3 separate regions of the Homo sapiens genome follow, and regions 2 and 3 are each linked to region 1. A link is an interaction called in ENCODE POLR2A ChIA-PET data of the cell type or tissue named here. Cell type or tissue: PC-9. All regions are shown on one strand. Each heading gives the region's core, and the rest is flanking DNA. Links, peaks and the distances in the headings are about the cores only. Region 1 has its middle 5.7 kb from the start of ACTG1. Region 2 overlaps CCDC57 (coiled-coil domain containing 57). Region 3 overlaps NPLOC4 (NPL4 homolog, ubiquitin recognition factor).

Region 1 (5,332 bases), core at 202-5,201:
AAGTGCAAGAACAAGGCAGCCTAGTGGGTTTGGGTGTTGGAGATAACTGAAGCAACATCATAAGCAGGCTGGGAGGGAAGTCCTGAGACGGCTTTTTCCATTATTTAGGAAAAACTAGATGACTTGACATCTTGGGTAAATATTTGGCATAAAATAACCACCTGAATCAGCAGGGGCCTGCCTTAGTTTCCCCCCAGCCCTCAGGTGGACGTGTGATATGAGATAGTTTTACTTTGTGTAAAGAGCGCAGCAGTCATGGAGTTGGCTAGTTACTGAATCCTGGAACTCAGTATCTACCAATAACGAGGGCCTCACCTGGTGTAAGAGGCTCAGCCAGTGCCCTTTGTACTTCAGCTTTTCTCCCCGCAGGTGCCAGGGGAGAGCCTCTGTAGATGGGATTGGGAGTCCAATGCATAGCTCCTCTGAACTGCTTACAGCTGCAGAAGTCATTTGGAGGTTGGGACAGGGAAGGAAGATCTCTACCAGTTGAAAAGAGATTTGGAACTATTTCATGTTAAGTCGGGTCAAGGGATCGTTCTGCTGTTGGAAGAGATTTTACTCAAGCAGAGGTGGTGGTGCTTCCTAGCTCCCCCTCCCATATGGGGATGGGGGAGAGGAGGCTCAAGCTTGGTGGGGGTCGGGGTGGAGGCAAACATAAATTGCAGAGAGCTTACTGAGCTCCAGGCTCCCACCCTACCTTGTTCTGTGACCTCACATCACAGCATGACTCTTCTCAGCGACTCTGATACCTGCAAAAGATAGAAATTCTCTTTGTCCTGTGAAGCATTGCACTTACAGGACAAACTGTGAGATGCTCATGGACACTGGGCATCAGCAAATGCACATTAAAACAAATTAGATGCCAGTTTGTGGCTATCAGATGAGCAGAAATCAGGAGATGGGTAGTTCTGAGCACTGGCCAGGGCATGGGGACCAGGGACAGTCACGCACTCTCGAAGCGTTGAAAGCTGCAGCTCTTCCGGAACTGCCCAGTGCAGGTTCCCTGGGCAACTTGGCAAGACCTTGTCTCTACAAATTTTTTTTTTTGAAACGCAGTTTCCCTCTGTTGCCCAAGCTGGAGTCCAATGGTGTGATCTTGGCTCACACCACAACCTCCGCCTCCTGGGTTCAAGCGATTGTCTTGCCTCAGCCTCCCGAGTAGCTGGGATTACAGGCATGCGCCACCACACCTAGCTAATTTTGTATTTTTAGTAGAGGCGGGGTTTCTCCATGTTGCTCGGGCTGATCTTGAACTCCCAACCGCAGGTGATTTGCTTGCCTTGGCCTCCCAAAGTGCTGGGATTACAGACGTGAGCCACCGCACCCAGCCAATTTTTTTTTTTTTTTTTTTGACATGGGGTCTTGCTCTGTCACCTAGGCTGGAGTGCAGTGGTGTGATCTCAGCTCACTGCAAGCTCCACCTCCCGGGTTCATGCCATTCTCCTGCCTCAGCCTCCCCAGCAGCTGGTACTACAAGTGCCCACCACCACACCTAGCTAATCTTTTCATATTTTTTAGTAGAGACGGGGTTTCACCGTGTTAGCCAGGATGGTCTCAATCTCCTGACCTCGTGATCTGCCCGCCTCAGCCTCCCAAGGTGCTGGGATTACATGTGTGAGCCAGCATGCCTGGCCCCAATTTTTTTTTTATTAGCTGAGCATGGTGGTGGCCTGCCTGTGGTCCCAGCTACTCAGGAGGCTGAGGAGAAAGGATCTCTTGATAGGAGTTTGAGGTTTGAGACTGCAGTGAGCTGTGATTGAGCCACTGCACTCTAGTCTGGGTGACACAGTGAGACCCTATCTCAAAAACAAACAAAAAAACCCCAAACCCCACAAAATTATGTCTGATAAGGATCTAGTATCCACAATATGTAAAGAACGCCTACAAATCAACAACAAAAAGAACCCAATTTAAAAATGAGCAAAGGACTTTATTTTCTCCCAAGCAGATATACACATGGCCAACCGGGAGATGAAAAAGATACTCAACATCATCAGGGGATCATTAGGGAAGTGCAAATCAAAATAACAGTGAGATATCACTTCACATCCAGTAGGATGGCCACAAAAAATAAAAAAAAAAAAAAAGGAAAATAGTGACAGTGAGGGCATGATGGCTCACACCTGTAATCCCAACACTTTGGGAGCCTTAGGCAGGCAGATCGCTTGAGCCCAGGAGTCCAAAACCAGCCTGGGCAACATGGCAAAATCCCACAACAAAAGATACAAAAAATTAGCCTGTCCTGGTGGCACACGCTTGTAGTAACCCAGCTACTCAGAAGGGTGAGGTGGGAGGATCACTTGAACCTGGGGAGATTGAGGTTGCAGTCAGCTGTGATTGAGCCACTGCACTCCAGCCTGGATGACAGAGCAAGACCCTGTCTCAAAAAAAAAAAAACAAAAAAAAAAACTGCTGGGAGCAGTGGCTCACACCTGTAATCCCAGCACTTTGGGAGGCTGAGGCTGGCAGATCACGAGGTCAGGAGAACAAGACCATCCTGGCTCTGTCATCCAGGCTGGAGTGCAGTGGTGCAATCTCAGCTCACTGCAGCATCTGCCTCCTGGGTTCAAGCGATTCTCTTGCCTCAGCTTCTCAAGTAGCTGGGATTATAGGTGTGTGCCACCACACCCAGCTGATTTTTGTATTTTTAATACAAACAGAATTTCGATACGTTGGCCAGGCTGGTCTTGAACTCCTGACCTCAGGTGATCCACCCTCCTTGGCCTCCTAAAGTGCTGGGATTACAGGCGTGAGCCACCGCACCCAGCCAATTGTACACTTTTTTTTGAGACAGAGTCTTGCTCTGTTGCCAGGCTGGAGTGCAGTGGTGTGATCTCGGCTCACTGCAACCTCTGGCCCCTGGGTTCAAGCGATTCTCCTGCCTCAGCCTCCCGAGTAGCTGGGACTACAGGCGTGTGCCTGTGTACCTGGTTAATTTTTGTATTTTTAGTAGAGACGGGGTTTCACCATGTTGGCCGGAATGGTCTTGATCCCCTGACCTCAGGTGATCTGCCTGCCTCGGCCTCCCAAAGTGCTGGGATCACAGGTGTGAGCCACTGCGCCTGGCCTGTACACTTTTAAACGATTAAAATGGTAACTTTTATGTTCCATATTTCTTTTTCTTTTTCTTTCTTTTTTTTTTCTTTTTTGAGATGGAGTGTCGCTCTTGTTGCCCAATTGGAGTGCAATGGCGCAATCTCAGCTCACCACAACCTCCACCTCCTGGGTTCAAGCGATTCTCCTGCCTCAGCCTCCCAAGTAGCTGGGATTACAGGCATGCGCCACCGCGCCCAGCTAATTTTGTATTTTCGGTAGAGATGGGGTTTCTCCATGTTGGTCAGTCTGGTCTCAAACTCCTGACCTCAGGTGATCCGTCCACCTCGGCCTCCCAAAGTGCTGGGATTACAGGCATGAGCCACCGCGCCCGGCTGCAACAGCAATATATTGACTCAGAGGAGGACAGGTGCTGCTGAAAGGGGCTGAGAGAATCTGATCCTGGCTCAGCACAGCTGGGGATTGGCCTCCTCCATGGCCTTTTGTTTGTTTGCTTTTGTGTTTTTTTTGGAGACAGCATCTCACTATGTTGCCCAGGCTGAACTCCTGGACTCAATGGTCCTCCTGCTTAGGCCTCCCAAAGTGCTGGGATTACAGGCATGAGCCACTGCACCCAGCCTAGGACTCTTTTTGAAAAAACAACCACAAGCTGGGCGCGGTGGCTCATTCCTGTAATCCCACCACTTTGGGAAGCCGAGACGGGCGGATCACGAGGTCAGGAGTTCAAGACCAGCCTGGCCAACATGGTGAAACCCATCTCTACTAAAAATACAAAAATTAGCCAGGCATGGTGGCGTGCGCCTGTAATCCCAGCTATTCCAGAGGCTGAGGCAGGAGAATTGCTTGAACCCACATGGCAGAGGTTGCAGTGAGCCGAGATTGAGCCACTGCACTCCAGCCTGGGTGACAGAGCAAGACTCTATCTCAAAAAAAAAAAAAAAAAAAAAAAAATCACAGTATCATGCCCCCACCCACCAATTATTGATCGATACTTAGTATCATCTAATGTCCAAATTTCCTTGGTTGTCTTAAATTTTTTGTTGTTGTTTTGTTTGTCTGTTTTTTTGGGGGGACAGGGTCTTGCTTTGTTGCCCAGGCTAGAGTGCAGTGGCACAATCACAGCTCACTGCAGCCTCGACTTCCTAGGCTCAAGCAATCCTCCCACCTCAGCCGCTTGAGTAGCTGGGACTACAGGCGTGCACCACCATGCCCAGATAATTTTTAAACTTTCTGTAGAGATGGGGTCTCCCTATGTTGCTTAGGCTGGTCTCAAGCTCCTGGTCTCAAGAGATCCTCTCACCTCAGCCTCCTAAAATGTGGCGATTACAGGTGTGAGCCACCATGCCCAGCCTTAAATTTCTTTCTTTTTTTTTTTTGAGACGGAGTCTCACTCTGTCACCCGGGCTGGAGTGCAGTGGTGTGATCTCGGCTCGCTGCAAGCTCCGCCTCCTGGGTTCATGCCATTCTCCTGCCTCAGCCTCCCGAGTAGCTGGGACTACAGGCGCCCACCACCACGCCCGGCTGGTGTATTTTTAGTAGAGACGGGGTATTTTTTTTGTATTTTTTTGTATTTTTTTTGTATTTTTAGTAGAGACGGGGTTTCACCGTGTTGGCCAGGATGGTCTCGATCTCCTGACCTCGTGATCCACCCGCCTCGGCCCCCCAAAGTGCTGGGATTACAGGCGTGAGCCACCGCGACCCACCTAAATTTCTTTTAACGGTTGGTTTCCAATCATTGCACTTGGCCACTATGTCTCTTAAATCTCTTTTAACCGCGGGATTTACCCTCTTTCATTTTTCTCCTTTCAGGTTATTTGTGGAAGAAGGCAGGTCTTTTGTTCCAAAGGGTTCCACCTGTCTGGATTTTGCTGATTTCGTCCTTGTGGTTGATGTGGCACGTTCCTCAACCCTTATATTTCCTATAGTCAGTTAGCTCTAGGTGTAAATGTCCAAACTGGTCTGTTTAATCTCATTCAGGTTGATTTTTTTAGCAAGAAGATGACCACAGGGTGGGTGCAACTTCATGGAGAGGGAAAGAGTCCCACAGAGCCTGATGTTGTGATATTAGCAGCCATTGGAAATCCCTGCCAGGACCTGCTATTTCATTAGTGGTTACAAATTATTCTCCCCCTCCACTCCCCTCCCCTCCCTCTTTTCTCCTCTCCTCCTCTCCCTCCCTCCCTCCTTCTCTCCTTCCCTCCTTCCCTCCCTCCCTTTCTTTTTTGATGGAGTCTCACTCTCTCGCCGCTGGAGTGCGGCCTCCGCCTCCAGTTTCCAG
Region 2 (5,332 bases), core at 262-5,261, 600 kb before region 1:
GGGAACTGAGGTGTTTGCTCTGTGACTTGGGAAGGACAGCGGAAGGTATTTCCGTTTAGCTCTTGTGGTCAGATTTTTTTGTGAATGAAAATCTGCTGTGCGTCTTGGACACCGTCACATGCACTACCCTGTGTATTTCCCTTTAAAACTCAGAGCCAGCGATAACATGACACCAATGCAACACAAGCAAGAGAGATCCTGCCCTGAAACTCACTGTTGTTTTAGGCTTTCGGCGGACCCTGCTATAAATATGCAGATTTTATGCCCAGTCTGTGACCAGGGCCGAACCTCTTTCCTGAGGGGCTGGGGGACTCCTTCGAGGAGCAAGAACAGCCCGGCTGTCCACAGAGGAGCCCGTTTTCAGGGGTGGGATCACAGGTCAGGTGCTCTCTCAGCACAACTCCAGGACCCGGGCAAGCCATGACACTCATCTCACTAGGAGGCAGAGCGCCAGAGCGGCCGCAGGTCACTCGTCTCTGCCACTTGCTCTCCGAGTGCTCCAGAGTCAAGGACTGCGGCCTGGCCAAGGGGACAGTGGCCTGTGGCCTCTGACTCTGAGCTTGGAGAAGGCTTGCTGCTCCAACATCACGTGGACAGAGGCAAGGAGGCACGTGGGATTGGGAATGGGGATAGAGACCAGCCTGCCCCAGGAGCAGGTGGGTCCACCAGAAATGCTCATGCATTTGCTGACCAGGACTTCCATCCTGAGGTGTGTGCAGAGTGATCCAAAGCCCCCTCGTCCGTGCCGTGACTCTGGGCCCTGGAGCCCACCCCCTTTCTTTAGAAAAGCCTGTTCTGTAGGCATCTGTCCTGAGAGCACCCGATGGCACTGTAGGATGCTGAGAGCAGCTGAGGCAGGAGGGCCGGCGGCTGTTCCCTCCCAGAGTCCCATCTCAGGTGGACGCCGGTCCACGACTTCCAGCCCAAGGGCTAATGTGTCTTCTCCAGTCCACGTGGCAGGTGTTGCCAGGGGAGCGGGCAGTGCAGCTGTTGGACAGCAGGGGGTGTTTCTTCAACCCAGGCTGCCCTCCTTCTCCTGTCACAACAGGGCCCCATTCATTCTGGAACCTGCAGACCAACTCCATCCGCCCATCCTCACAGTGTGCCGAGCGCCAGGTCCAGAAGCACGCACCTACCTGGGGGCCTCTTCCTCCTTTCTGGCGGGGGTCCGCTTTGGCCCCTGATGCTAACCTCGCCCCGTGTGCCGTGCAGCTGGAGTCAAACGGAGGCGCAGAGACGCCATGGAGGGTGACAAGCCACACAGCAGGGTTCGAGGCAGCCACTCCCCACTCCCCACTCCCGCGGCATCTGTGCCCCACCCGGGTGCCAAGCCACTGTGCCATGCATCCCCCCACCCCCAACCTGCTGCAGGTGTGTGGGCCTTTGCCTCTTTTCCCAGGGGAACCAAAAACCCTGGGATCCAGAGGGTCATTGCCCAGATCTCTGGAGAGCAACTCCAGGGGCCTGGTCTCCAGGGGAGAAGAGGGAGTGGGGAGAGGCCTTTGGCCAGGCATGTGGCCCTCAGTGTCCTGAGCAGGTCGGGCAGCTGATAAGTGTGTGGCTGGCGTAGCTCCTGCAGAGCCAGGCTCCCTGGAGGAGCGTGTGGCCTCCTTCCCAGCTGTCCGCCCTCCTGCCAAGACATGCAGGGAGCAGCCCTGAGACACGGGTCTCAGGCAAAGTGAGTGGCAGGCAGTGCTGTTCCCCGGGGACATGGCGGTGACCTGCTGGTCTATGGCCCTGAGATGCTAGGGTGCCCACCTGGAGCTGTAAGCTGGCCTGGCAGACCTGGGAAGGCCCCATGGGCCCCTTTTGAAAGTTCCCTTTTCATGAATTTTACCCAGAATCTCCCCTGCACACTGGCCCCTGCTGCTTTTTGCTGTCCCCAGACAGTGCCAACAGAGACCACGAGTCGTCTAAACACCAGCCCAGGCACTCAGCACTCAGTGCAGAGTCCTGGCCCAAGGGGCATGAGGCCAGCATTCCTCACTTTAGGACCAGGAAACAGTTCCCATGCCTCCGAAACAGCGGAGACAGCTGCCACTTCCTGTCGCCCCAGCTCAGCCGCTGCCTGTCACTTTCCTTCCGGGGCCTCAGGGCGTTCTCCTGCGTTTACTCTTCTGAAAGGCAGGAGAAGGGTGGGGTGTGGAGATACCCAGAGGCTGTCCAGCTCTCAGGCCACTGCCTGGCCCTGGCTCTCACCGTCTCAGCCTCCTAGTGGCCTCCTCGGCACCCACCAGCCTGCAGCCACCTGTGCTTGGGGTTCTTGGCACCTCCCCTTCCTGTGGGCTGAGCTCAGATGGGCTCTGGTCGGGAGCCGGCCCAGGAGGAAGGCCATGCGTCTCTGGGTCTCTTCTCGCCCAAGTGAGGCCTGTGTGCCCGCCTTCCGTGATGCAGCCTCCGGTAGGGACAGACCCACGTCTCTCAAAGCCTTATGCCCACGATGTGTTTCCCTTGAATTCCCTTCCTTGGGGCTCCAGCTTGCACCCCACTACTAGGTGACTCCTCTCAAGGGCTGGGATGGGGCCCACATTGGGCAACACTGACAGGCTGTAGCAGACAGGCCTGGGCAGGCTCAGCAGCAGCAGGGGACCTGCCAGTGCCGTTGGGGGAGTAGCCACAGGCGCCCAGAGGAGGTGCTGGCATGAAACAAGGGGTCAGCCTGTGGTCGGCGCCCAGGCCCCCGAGGGCCCACCTCTCCTCTGCTCCAAAGGCCAGCAGGCGGGGCCTGAAGGATCTGGGGTTTCCTGCTGGCCCTGCCTCACCAGGCTGAGTGATGGGTGGCAGGACTGCCCAGAGCCCTGGAGCATGCAATGTCCAGTACCCTCCCCTCTTGTGCATCTGCCCAGTGGGGGCTCCAGGCTCCATGTGCCAGTGAGGTGGGGAAGGCAGCTGGACATAGCAGGCCCGGAGTGTCCCCCTGTGGAGGGACCGTGGGAACCAGATCACGTGGGCCTCCCTCCCCCTGTACCCCATTGCTCTCCTGTTGTCACACTCAGTCCCACAAAGGCAGCCCCGGGGCCACGGTGACCCCCCAGGGCTGAGCTCCAGGAGCTCAGGGGTGGGGGTGTCCATTAGGAGACTTTAGCAGGTGAGGGTTGACGCAGGCTGGGGAGACACGGGTGGGCGTGGCCTGTGAGCCTCCCAGGCGTGGGGACCCTGGAAAGGTGCACGCAGCTTCTGGAGATTCGGGGTGGGGGGAGTCAAGTCACATTCACTGTCACCGTCTGCACTAAAGGCCTGGGTGCCGTGCTGACAGTGGTGGGAAAAGCCTTGTTCCCAAGAGACTTGGAAATAACTAGATGCATTTGAGAAGGGTTGATCTTGGGTGCGTGAGGACCCCTGTGGCAGCCAGAGGGGGTTCAGCAGAACAAGGGCCCTTGACACAGCAGGGGTGAACCACACAGAGCAGCGGAGGCCACAGGGAGACGGAAGGGCCTCTGTGCCACAGAATGGACTTGAGGCCTGAGCTGCCATCAGGGCCAGGCCCTCCCCAGCCCCAAGGCAGGCTCTGGAGAACCAGGGAAGGCGTGGGCTCACCGTCTGGCCCTTCCCAAAGCCCTAGGAAGCCACGTAGGTGTGCCCAGGGGCACCCAGAGAGCCCGGAGCAGCCTGGAGAATGAGCCACCAGAGGCCAACTTGGTCAAGAGCTGAGCTGAGGCTCAGGTGCAGGAGAAGAAACTCACAGGGTGGCCAGAAAGCTGGGGACCAGCTCCGTCCTCTTTGTGCTCAGAGTTCTCATGCCCCCAGGCTGAGACGGGAGTGAGGGCCGCACCTTCCCTGCAATAGGACAGGCTATGTCCTCCCTGAGATTCCACCAGCTTCAAACCTCCAAGCCGGGCTTGGTGGCCCACACCTGTAATCCCAGCACTTTGGGAGGCCGAGGTGGGTGGATCACGAGGTCAGGAGATCGAGACCATCCTGGTTAACATGGTGAAACCCCGTCTCTATTAAAAATACAAAAAACTTAGCGGGGCGTGGTGGCGGGCGCCTGTAGTCCCATCTACTCGGGAGGCTGAGGCAGGAGAATGGCGTGAACCCGGGAGGCGGAGCTTGCAGTGAGCTGAGATCACGCCACTGCACTCCAGCCTGGGCGACAGAGTGAGACTCCGTCTCAAAAATAAAAATAAAAATTTAAAAAACCCTCCAAGTATGGTGCAGCCGCCTGAGGGGACGGAGCCCAGCCTGGGTGGCCCTGCCTCAGCACACACCAGGACCTGGGAGGGGTTAAGCCTGGGAGGGGCAAGCAGGCCCCAGTCCCCCTCCCCTGGTTAATCACTGCAAGGCCTTGGATGTTTCAGGAACTTTCCAGAAGCTCAGTTCGGGGCCAGAGCACAAGCAGCCCGTGGGGGAGGGGTGCAGGACCCAAGAGGCGCGTTCCTCACGCTGTGCCCGGCAAACTGTGTGTCCACATGGTTTCCCTGCGGCCCAGTCAGCCCAACGCAGAAAGAGAAATCCCGGCCAGGCTCGGCAAAACAGGTCAGGCGAGAAGGCGGGGCAGAGAGTGGTGGAGGCCAAGAGCGTTTTTACACACCAGTTACTGGGTTGACCTCAGATTAGCATCAGGTAGAAGAATCCGGGGTCACAGGGAGTCACGCCTGGGGCAGCCGCCTTGACACATCCAGCTCCGTGCCTCTGACCTAGGACTGGCTGGGCTGGGGCTGTCCGCTGCCCTGGGGTCCTGGGCTCATGGCCAGTTCCCTGCCACCATCACTGAGGAGGGCTCCGCAGGAAAAGGACCAGTGAAGAAACCAGAGCCTGTAAAGTGGATATTCTGAGCTAGGGGCCGGCCTGCCCTGGGGAGGGGGCCAGCTCACCCTCCCTGCCCCTCCCTGCCCCTCCCTGCCCCGGGGACTGTGACCCACTCACACCTCCCTGCTTCGCCCCGGGATACAGCCAGGGTCCTCCCAGCAGGGCCAGCTCAGGCCTCCCAGGCAAAGGGGCAGGCCCTTCACCCCCCTCCCTCAGCTCACTTTTTCTGAAAATCCCCACAGGCTTTGTCTGAGGAGGATCAAGCCGGGCAAAGCCCCCAGAATCCCTGAGCATTACAGAGGGACAACCAAGGCCTCTGGGTTTGAGGAGATGCCTCAGGGTCACAGTGGAGCACTAGGGCCTGGTCAGAGGACCAGCTTCCCCGCAGGAAGCCCTTTCCACGGGATACCCCACCCTCTGCCAGCCAGTGTGGGGGGTGGGGGGAGGGAGTGGGGATGGGGGCGTTGGCCGGGACCAGGAGGTCAGGCAGGCTTATTGTTGAGAGATAAAGGGTGGTAGCCTTTGTGTGAAGAGGAGGAATTCCTCTGGGGGTTGGAAACAAAGGGAGCAGGCAGCGTCCAGG
Region 3 (5,332 bases), core at 173-5,172, 120 kb before region 1:
TTTTTTTTGAGACGGAGTCTTGCTCTGTCACCCAGGCTGGAGTGCAGTGGCGCGATCTGCTCACCACAAGCTCTGCCTCCTGGGTTCACGCCATTCTCCTACCTCAGCCTCCCAAGTAGCTGGGACTACAGGCGCCCTCCACCACGCCTGGCTAATGTTTTGTATTTTTAGTAGAGATGGGGTTTCACCGTGTTAGCCAGGATGGTCTCAATCTCCTGACTTAAAAGTTGAGAACATATTGGGTGGAGCCTTTTCTGCCAAGTGAAAGTTATGGGAAAATGCAGGACAGGGTTATCCTATTTTAGGAAAATCTAGATTAGGCTTAGTTACTTTACTAAAAGCGGACAAATCCCAGTAGACTGAGCCTTTATGGTGTTTTGTCCTGTATCAGTGGAAATCTTTTTTAGACAATGGCTTGTGACAGTTTTCATCTGCATAATGGTTGAAGAGGATGTTTAATGTAACACTCGTGGTAACCTCACAGAAAATAGTTATAGAATTTATGAAAAAGGAAATAAGGGAGGCCGGGTGTGGTGGTGCACACCTGTAATCCCAGCACTTTGGGAGGCCCAGGTGGGTGGATAACTTGAGGTCAGGAGTTCGAGACCAGCCTGGCCAACGTGGTGAAATCCCATCTCTACTAAAAATACTAAAAATTAGCCAGGCGTGGTGGCAGGCACTTGTAATCCCAGATACTCAGGAGGCTGAGACAGGAGAATCACTTGAACCGGGGAGGCAGAGGTTGCAGTGAGCCGAGATCACGCCATTGCACTCCAGCCTGGGCAACAAGAGCTGAAAAAAAAAAAAGAAATAAAAAAGGAAATAAGGGAATTGAAATGTTTCACTATAAAAAATCAGCTAGGCCAGGGTTGGTGGCTCATGCCTATAATCCCAGCACTTTAGGAGGCTGAGGCAGGTGGATCACCTGAGGTAGGCGTTTAAGACCAGATTGACTAACATGTTGAAACCCCGTCTCTACTAAAAATACAAAAATTAGCTGGGCTTGGTGGTGCACGCCTGTAATCCCAGCTGCTCAGGAGGCTGAGACAGGAGAATCGCCTGAACCTGGGAGGCGGAGGTTGCAGTGAGTGGAGGTTGCAGTGAGCCGAGATTGCGCCACTGCACTCCACCCTGGGCAACGGAAAAAGACTGTCTCAAAAAAAAGAAAATTAGCTGGGTATGGTGGTGGGCGCCTGTGATTCCAGCTACTCAGGAGGCTGAGGCAGGAGAATCACTTGAACTCAAGAGGCAGAGGTTGCAGTGAGCCAAGATTGCGCCATTGTACTCCAGCCTGGGCCACAAGATTGAAACTTCATCTCGGGGAAAAAAAAAATGAGCTAAATACAAGAGATGGTAATGCAGGAAATGAGAGAGAAAGAAGCTATAGAATGCACCATCAGTCTTTGCTGAGAGGAGAAGCTAGGACACTTATGCGCATGTTCCTGTCTGCCTTCCTTCCCGTCCCGCGGATGGTTGGAGCAGGTCTTTGTTTGCTGCAGAGCATGCCATGTCATCCTCCTTGTCTAAAGCAGGGGCCTGTGCTGTTGGCCAGGCATGATAACTCACCTTCACGATGGCTTTCATCAGCATAAACATCAAGTTGTCTTAGAAAGTAATGCCCTTTGTCCAGTAGTCTTCCAGATCTGCCAACCTTTTTAGGCTTGCCGTGGGGGAAAAAAAAAAAAAAAAAAAAAAAAAATATATATATATATATGTACACTTTAATATGCATATATGCACACACACGTTATTAAATTAGGATGGGGTCTCGCTGTGTTGGCCAGGCTGATCTCGAATTCCTAGGCTAAAGAGATCTTCCTGCCTTGGTCTCCTGAAGTGCACAGATTATAGGTGTGAGCCACTGTGCCCAGCTGAAAATATTTTTTCAAAACCCTACTAAATTTTACCATTAAAGACCTTTATTGCTTTTAATTTTAATTTCTTTTTTAAGTTTAAATTTTTACTTTTTTTTTGAGACGAAGTCTTGCTCTTCGTCACGCAATGGCACGATCTTGGCTCACTGCAACCTCTGCCTCCTGGGTTCAAGCGATTCTCCTGCCTCAGCCTCCCGGGTAGCTGGGATTACAGGTGCCCGCCACCACGCCCAGCTAATTTTTGTATTTTTAGTAGAGACGGGGTTTCACCATGTTGGCCAGGCTGGTCTCGAACTCCTGACCTCAGGTGATCTGCCCGCATTGGCCTCCCAAAGTGCTGGGATTACAGGCAGGAGCCACTGTGCCCAGCCTAATCTCTTTTTTTGAGACAGGGTCTCACTTTGTCACCAATGCTGGAGTGCAGTGGCACCATCTTGGCTCACTGTAGCCTCGACCTCCCTGGTTTAAGTGATCCTCGTGCCTCAGCTCCCCAAGTAGCTGAGACCATAGGCGTACGCCACCATGCCTGGCTAACTTGTATTTTTAGTAGAGATGGGGTTTCCCCATGTTGCCCACTGGTCTTGAACTTCTGAGCTCAAGTGATCCACCGCCTTGGCCTCCCAAAGTGCTACAATTACAGACGTGAGCCACTGTGTCTGGCCATTTTTAAACGTTTTTTAGGGAAAGTAAGTAATAGCTGGCGTTGTGGCTCACACCTGTAATCCCAGCACAGTGGCAGGATCACTTGAGCCCCGGAGCTCGAGATCAGCCTGGGAAATATGACACTCCGTCACTACAAAAAAAAAAATTAACCTGGTGTGGTGGTGCAAGCCTGTGGTTCCAGCTCTCGGGAGGCTGAGGTCAGAGGATCACTTGAACCTTGGATGTCAAGGCTGCAGTAAGCTGTGATTTTGCCACTGCACTCCAGCCTGGGTGACAGCAAGACCCTGTCTCAAAAAAGCAAAAAAAAAGTAACAATTAGAAAATTTCCTGTGATTCTTTTAAATTGTAGGACTCTTGAAGACTGTCTAATGTTTGTATATAGATCCTGGAACAAAGTAACATCTTTTTTTTTTTTTTTTCCCCAAAGTAACATCTTTTTTAAAGAACACAGTTCATTCATGGTTCATGGTGGGTTTTTCTCTGTTTTAAGTCTGAAGAGACAAAAAGTGTTTTACATATACTCTATAAATAGTGATTAGGAATTAAAGTTGTTTTCTGAGTGAAACTAAGAGTTGAGAGGACAGTACTCTTAAAATATCTCCCCATATGTTGATGAATCTCACCCCTCGGCATCATATTCTAGAAGGATTGAGCTGGGTATTGAAAGGTGAAGAGTGAGGTTTGGCTTTAATTTTCAGTGACCCAGATGCTAAAAGACCACAGATGGAAGCCGTAGTATTAGATCAGGACCTCACTAGGCTGTGCAGTAACCATCATGTTTTGTTTGCAACAGATAATTCGTGTCCAGTCCCCGGATGGAGTGAAGCGGATCACAGCAACAAAGAGAGAAACAGCAGCAACATTTTTGAAAAAGGTATCTGTGGCCTGGGTATTGACCCTCAGGATATTTTTCATCCTCTACTCTTACTGCCATCGATACCTTTTCTCTTTTCCTCGTTTTCTTATTTTCCCTATTCCCAAATTGCCTCTTGCATTGCCTTTCTCTATCACAGTTGGGTTGGATTGCTATAGGATGAGATGTTTGTCACAGCTGATCACTGCTCAAAATTATAGGACCAAGAGCCCAAAGGTAAGTGTAAAAATATTTCACGGCTGGGCGTGGTGGCTCACACCTGTAATCCCAGCACTTCGGGAGACCAAGGCGGGTGGATCACGAAGTGAGGAGTTCAAGACCAGCCTGGCCAAGATGGTGAAACCCCGTCTACTAAAAATACAAAAATTAGTCGGGCGTGGTGGTAGGTGCCTGTAATCCCAGCTACTTGGGAAGCTGAGGCAAGAGAATTGCTTGACTCAGAAGGCAGAGTTTACAGTGAGTCGAGGTGGTGCCACTGCACTCCAACCTGGGCAACAGAGTGAGACTCCATCTCAAAAAAAAAAAAAAAAAAGTATTTCATAAGAGTGGCCAGGCGCAGTGGCTGACGCCTGTAATCGCAGCACTTTGGGAGGCCGAGGCGGGCGGATCACAAGGTCAGGAGATTGAGACCATCCTGGCTAACATGGTGAAACCCTATCTCTAGTAAAAATACAAAAAATTAGCCGGGTGTGGTGGCGGGCACCTGTAGTCCCAGCTGCTGGTGAGGCTGAGGCAGGAGAATGATGTGAACCCAGGAGGCGGAGCTTGCAGTGAGCTGAGATCGCGCCACTGCACTCCAGCCTGGGCGACAGAGTGAGACTGTCTCAAAAAAAAAAAAAAGTATGAATTGTAGATATGACTACAGTTGACTCAAAGAATCATCCCTGGCTCCTCCCTGGTCTCCTGACCTGCATTGTGTCCAGGATTCCCATGACAGTTTTTCTTTTTTTAACCAATCACAAAATATTTCATTTACTGTGATAGTTGCATATTATGTACTTCTTAGCTTATCTTCACAGTTTCTTCCTTATTTACTTTTCCCATGGATTCCCCCAGACTATTTCTGTCTGGTGTTGTTTCTCTTCAGACTGAAAAACATCCATTAGCCTTTGTTGTAGGTAGGTTTGTTGGTCACAGACCTTTGGGTTTTTTTGACCTGAAAATGTTTTCGTTTTGCCCTGTGTTTATATGAGGGTTATTTTCTTTTTTTTTGAGATGGCATCTCACTCTGTTGCCCAGGCTGGAGTGCAGTGGCATGATCTCGGCTCACTGCAACCTCTGCCTCCTGGGTTCAAGCAATCCTCTGCCTAAGCCTCTCGAGTAGCTAGGATTACAGGCACCCGCCACCATACCTGACTAATTTTTTGTATTTTTAGTAGAGACGGGGTTTCACTATCTTCACCATGCTGGTCTTGAACTCCCGACCTCGTGATCCACCCGCTTCAGTGTGAGCCACCGTGCCCAGCCATGAAGGATATATTTTCTTTTTCTTTTTTTTTTCTTTTTTTTTTTATGAGAGGGAGTCTCGCTCTGTCTCCAAGGCTGGAATGCAGTGGCATGATCTTGGCTCACTGCAAGCTCCGCCTCCCGGGTTCACGCCACTCTCCTGCCTCAGCCTCCCGAGTAGCTGGACTACAGGCGCCCACCACCATGCCTGGCTAATTTTTTGTATTTTTAGTAGAGACGGGATTTCACCATGTTAGCCAGGATGGTCTTCATCTCCTGACCTCGTGATCTGCCCGCCTTGGCCTCCCAAGGATATTTTCATTCAATACAAATTTCTTTTTTTGAGATGGAGTCTTTTTCTGTCGCCCAGGCTGGAATGTGGTGGCGTGATCTCGGCTCAGTGCAACCTCCGCCTCCTGGGTTCCAGCAGTTCTCCTGCCTCAGCCTCCCAAGTAGCTGGGATTACAGGTGTGCA

The links. Peaks named below come from ENCODE experiments on the same cell type or tissue, not always from the same donor. Only the 100,000 strongest peaks of a DNase experiment are listed, where the experiment ranks them.
Region 2: POLR2A ChIA-PET joins it to region 1 with 6 read pairs; 1 of 35 experiments calls an interaction of 5 or more read pairs at or near these places.
Region 3: POLR2A ChIA-PET joins it to region 1 with 14 read pairs; 9 of 35 experiments call an interaction of 5 or more read pairs at or near these places.

Annotation. Positions count from the first base shown.
Region 1 is chr17:81,504,468-81,509,799 of GRCh38, reverse strand. No RefSeq gene overlaps it. Among named protein-coding and RNA genes, the nearest start is that of ACTG1, 5.7 kb to the left of the region's middle. In PC-9, for the core only: no CTCF peak of the experiment used is centred there; DNase peaks (open chromatin) are centred at 999, 2,189 and 3,519; H3K4me3 peaks cover 570 bases; H3K27ac peaks cover 660 bases.
Region 2 is chr17:82,103,338-82,108,669 of GRCh38, reverse strand. The region is part of intron 18 of CCDC57 (coiled-coil domain containing 57); the gene reads left to right. Among named protein-coding and RNA genes, the nearest start is that of FASN, 7.8 kb to the right of the region's middle. RefSeq lists enhancers at 236-1,149, 1,659-2,048, 2,279-2,608, 2,649-2,698, 2,980-3,893 and 1 more. In PC-9, for the core only: CTCF peaks have their summits at 2,012 and 2,212 (motif pointing left); DNase peaks (open chromatin) are centred at 2,169 and 4,509; H3K4me3 peaks cover 1,229 bases; H3K27ac peaks cover 3,690 bases.
Region 3 is chr17:81,627,804-81,633,135 of GRCh38, reverse strand. It overlaps NPLOC4 (NPL4 homolog, ubiquitin recognition factor), which reads left to right. Exons shown (of 17, transcript NM_017921.4): 2 at 3,331-3,411. Among named protein-coding and RNA genes, the nearest start is that of NPLOC4, 6.6 kb to the left of the region's middle. In PC-9, for the core only: no CTCF peak of the experiment used is centred there; no DNase peak of the experiment used is centred there.